2 separate regions of the Homo sapiens genome follow, and region 2 is linked to region 1. Evidence: read pairs that join two places in POLR2A ChIA-PET (ENCODE). Cell type or tissue: OCI-LY7. All regions are shown on one strand.

Evidence for each region. Peaks named below come from ENCODE experiments on the same cell type or tissue, not always from the same donor. Only the 100,000 strongest peaks of a DNase experiment are listed, where the experiment ranks them.
Region 2: POLR2A ChIA-PET joins it to region 1 with 5 read pairs; 4 of 35 experiments call an interaction of 5 or more read pairs at or near these places.

What each region holds. Positions count from the first base shown.
Region 1 is chr3:11,605,451-11,607,950 of GRCh38, reverse strand. The region is part of intron 1 of VGLL4 (vestigial like family member 4); the gene reads left to right. Among named protein-coding and RNA genes, the nearest start is that of VGLL4, 37 kb to the left of the region's middle. In OCI-LY7, a CTCF peak has its summit at 611; no DNase peak of the experiment used is centred here; H3K27ac peaks cover 1,743 bases.
Region 2 is chr3:11,691,866-11,694,365 of GRCh38, reverse strand. It overlaps a transcript of VGLL4 not described here. Among named protein-coding and RNA genes, the nearest start is that of VGLL4, 49 kb to the right of the region's middle. In OCI-LY7, no CTCF peak of the experiment used is centred here; no DNase peak of the experiment used is centred here.

The DNA.
Region 1 (2,500 bases):
AGCCTTCAGTGTGTCACAGGCACTCGACACACTGATTAAAAGCTGAGCTGCAGCTTTATAGGATCTGATGAATCCAAGAGCCTAAGTCACCTCAAGTGTTTCACTGATTTGACTTTTTTTAGCTTAATAAATAATGTTTTAAAAATTATCTGACTTTAATATTCTAGGGAGATGTAACTGTAATAACAAAAGGTTTGTTTTTATTTCTGGGGAAATTCACAAATGCCTGTTCTTAATTGTTTAATAGTTTAGTGTGAAAAGCCTGAGAGAAAAAAGAATCTAATGATATTGGAGCCTTATACTGCTTATAAATATATTCTTATTTTGGAGGAGGAAGAGGTAACATTTCTACTGAGACATAATTCACATACTATACAATTCACCCATTTAAAGTCTACAATACACTTCAGTGGTTTTTAGCATATTTAGAGTTATGCAACTTTTATCACAATCAATTTTAGAAGGTTTTTGTCATTCCCCCAAAGAAACCTGCCACCCGTGAACTGTCACCTCCCATTCCCCCTTCTCCCAGCCCCCAGCACCGACTCACCTGCTTTCTGCCTGTGAGCCTCCCTCTTCTGACATTTCATAGAAGTGGAATCAGACAGTAGGTGGCCTTTTGTGTCTGCTTTCCTTCACTCAGCATACTGTTTTGTAGGTTCATCTGTGTCATGGCATGAATCAGTATCTTACTCCTTTTTATAGCTGCATAATATTACATCATGGATATTTCATTTTTTACATCTGTTAGTTGATGGACATTTTGGTTGTTTCCACTATTTAGCTATTTTAATAATGCTGCTATGAACATGCATGTACAAGCTTTTGTGTGGACATTGTTTTCATTTCTCTTGGTTATGTACCCAGGACTAGAATTGCTAGGTTATGTGGTAACTCTGTGTTTCATCAGTTGAGGAGCTGTCAGACTGTTTTCCACCATGGCCATGCTGTGTCCGGAGTTGGTTCCTTCTGGTGGGTTCTTGGTCTCGCTGACTTCAAGAATGAAGCTGGGGACCTTCGCGGTGAGTGTTACAGCTCTTAAAGGTGGCACGGACACAAAGAGTGAGCAGCAGCAAGATTTATTGTGAAGAGCAAAGGAACAAAGCTTCCACAGCGTGGAAGGGGACTTGAGTGGGTTGCTGCTGCTGGCTGGAGTGGCCAGCTTTTATTCCCTTATTTGTCCCTGCCTATGTCCTGCTCATTGGTCCATTTTACAGAGTGCTGATTGGTCCATTTTACAAACCTTTAGCTACCCACAGAGAGCTGATTGATGTGTTTTTACAGAGTGTTGATTGGCACATTTTACAAACTTCTAGCTAGCCACAGAGCACTGATTGGGTGCATTTTACAATCCTAGCTACAGGGTGCTGATGGTGCATTTTACAATCCTCTTGTAAGACAGAAAAGTTCTCTAAGTCCTCACCCAACCTACAAGTCCAGCTGGCCTCACCTCTCAATGCCACTTTACAATTCTACCAGCAGCGTACACGTGTTCCAGCTTCTCCACATCCTTGCTAACACTTTTGTATTGTCTTTTGATCATAGCCATCCTAACAGGTGTTAGTGGTATCTCTTTGTGGTATTGATTCGCATTTCCTTGATGGCTGACGATGTTGGACATCTGATATGGTTTGGCAGTGTCCCCACCCAATCTCATCTTGAATTGTAGCTCCCATAATTCCCACGTGTTGTGGGAGGGACCTGGTGGGAGATAACTGAATCGTGGGGGCGGTTTCCCCCCATACTGTACCCGTGGTAGTAAGTCTCACAAGATCTGATGGTTTTATAAGGGAACACCCCTTTCTCTCATTCTCATTCTCTCGTCTGTCATCATGTAAGACATGCCTTTCGGCTTCCTCCGTGATTGTGAGGCCTCCCCAGGCATGTGGAACTATGAATCCATCAAGCCTCTTTCTCTTTATAAATTACCCAGTCTCGGGTATGTCTTTATCAGCAACGTGAGAACAGACTAATACAACATCTTTCCATGTGCTTATTGGCTATTTTCATATCTTCTCTTCGGAAATGCCTATTTAGATCCTTTTCTATTTTTTGTTATCTTTTTAATTGTTGTAAGAGTTCTTATATTTTTAAATAGATCTTTAAACACTCCTTATTCTATAACATCTTTGATCTTTAACATATCCTAAAGCTCTGTAAACTGCCCACCCTGTCACCTTGCCTCATTGATTCAGTAGGTCAGTTGTGCTCTGCACTGTCAGGTTTATTAAATGAATTAAATGCCACCTGCTTCCAGGAGCACAAAATAAAGTAGGGAGGGAAGCACCAGAGTGATAAGTTTCTATAGATGTTCAGAGGAAGAGGAGATGACCTTCAGCTGGAGGAATCAAGGAGGACAGCCTGATGGAGGAGGCATTTTAAGTGGTTTTGCAGGATGTATGAACTTAAATGAGAAGATTGGGGGAAGAACAAGTTCTCTGTGGAATGGTGATGAGTCTAGTTTAACTTACTGGGCTGAAATTTTCAGGGCTCATAAAGA
Region 2 (2,500 bases), 86 kb before region 1:
TACAGGCATGAGCCACCGCGCCTGACCCCTTTTTTCATTAGACCAGAAAAATACAAACATAGTCACTGAAATCTTACAGCAATACTTGGTGACATAGCACCTAGCCATCTGATTCAGAGGATGCTTATGTCAAATTTTAAAAAAGATTCTCCATGAAATAACAAAAGTAAAAATTTCTCATGAACTCCTGAGCATTTGTCTGGGGACCTCAGTTGAAGGATTACAGTATCATCTCATTCAGTTCTCAGAACACCCCTATTAAGTAGGTACTATAATTAGTCCCATTTTATAGATAAGGAAACTGAGGTTTATAGGGCTTCTGTAGTTTGCCCAGGTACACTTAGCTGGTTGTGGCAGTGCTGAGAATTGAACGGAAGCAGCCTGGCTGTGAAACCTAAGCGCGTAATTCTCTGCTATCTGTCTGCCCAGAGGACGGGAAAGACTTTTCTGCTGATTAAAAAAACAAAAACAAAATAAAACTCCTCTATACTACCTTCACTAATCTATCAGTAAAGAGATTTTCATTTGGAAAAGGCTTCCTAGCCAATAAAATAGCATTTCCAAAATATTAACTAGCTGTAACCAGCCGTACGTTCAGGACGTGTGGTAGCGTGTGCTCGGGGACAGTCCTTCATCCCCCGTTCATGGCTCTGCCCTCTTGTGTGTGTGATGGCTCAGGTGCACGCTGCCACAGGACTCCCCTTCATATGTATGGAGTTTTCTTTCCCAGTAAGTACCTCAGCTAACTGAAGGAAAGGAACTGATTCAGGGGAAAAGGGCTGCTTCCCCAGGTAACGAGATCCCACTTTGCCAAAGTGTTTAATTAGAGACAAGATAACCCAGAGGCAACATAGAAGGGAGTGTCATGGGGAGGGTGGCCAGACTTGAAGGATGGTGTGAGTCTATAGCAGATCCTTGCCTGTTGAGGACGAGAATCCTGCTCCCTTCTGCTTTTGTATTCCAATCGTCTACCATTTGGTGCATATGGTGGGCATTTAGTAAACATTTATTGGTAATGAAGTAGCCCCTGCAGGGAGGCTTATCTCTAAGGAATTAATTTATTAAACACTAGCAGAAATGACTCATTTTAAAGATCACTGTTGCTACTAATAATGTACAAATTCCAAGGAATACTATTTCTATTTGATAATACTTTGTAGTTTACAAAACATTTTCATTTACTTTTTTTTTTTTTGAGACAGGGTCTTGCTCTGTTGCCCAGACTGGAGTATAGTGGCACAATCTTGGCTCACTGCAAGCTCCGCCCCCTGGGGCTCAAGTGATCCTCCCACCTCAGCCTCTCGAGTAGCTGGGACCACAGGTACACACCACCACACCCAGCTAATTTTTTGTATTTTTGGTAGAGACAGGGTGTCACCACGTCACCCAGGTTGGTCTTGAACTCCTGTGCTCAAGCAACTCCGCTGTCTCAGCCTCCCAAAGTGCTGGGATTACAGGCATGAGACCCTGCGCCTGGCCTATTTTCATTACTTCTTATAGCAAGAGCCTTTGCAGTAGACTGGGTGGGGGAGGTATCAGAGAAAAAATTAAGAGAATAAAAATTAGGAGAAGTTGGATGCCTAATTCAAGATTAAAGTAAAATAAACATCCCCCCACCCCCCCTCAAAAAAACCAACCCAAACAAACCTCTGTCTTCCTTCCTCCTTTGGTGCTGGCGCACTGAATTGTGCGTTGCTGCTGGGATCATCAGAACAGTAGTTCCCAGGTGAGTGTCGGCAGCTGTGGACAGTCGAGTGCTTCAGGCACCACAGGGGAGCGCTCCTCCTCTGACTGGACCATGTTCCTAAGCTCCCATTAGGTTTAAAATAAGCACTGATGTTTCTGTTCTTTCTAAAAGTCGGCGCTTTCAGTTGCTTCCCTTTTGTGAACAATGACATCAAAAAATACCATCTCCCAGTAGTCTATTCTAATTCAAAAGGCTTCATAAAACATCAGGTGGATTAGGTGCTTATTTAAGCCATTCTCTAAGTGGGGGCATCCAGGGCTAGACATCTGGCCTTTAATCAGAAGGGCTGCCCTCCAGAGACAGCTACTACCAGTGTCTCTGCTATTTTTATAGTTTTATATCAGATCAAATTAGCATAATAAATGTTAGAAATTGGATATCCACTGGTGAAAATAACATGCCTTGTTAATTAGCATAATGGATGCTGAAAATAGATTCTTCCACTGAATAGCTGTTTAGACACTTGAGGAGGGTGACTGTTTCCTTTAAACAAATGTTTCACAATCCTTAGAGATCCATATTTTCCTTTAATACACATAAAAGTGTTGTGGATGGTTAATGTCATTTGCAATTGAATTTAACATATCAGAGTCAAGAATTTTTGGATGAAGTAGTTCTTTTTTTTTTTTTTTTTTCATTTGGTGCACTTCTCCCTACCCATCATCTCTTCTCTCTCCACTTTGAGAGTCACTGCCCCGGTCAGTATCTGGTGTGAACATCTCCAGTGCTGTCAGCCATCCTGTGTTGGAGATG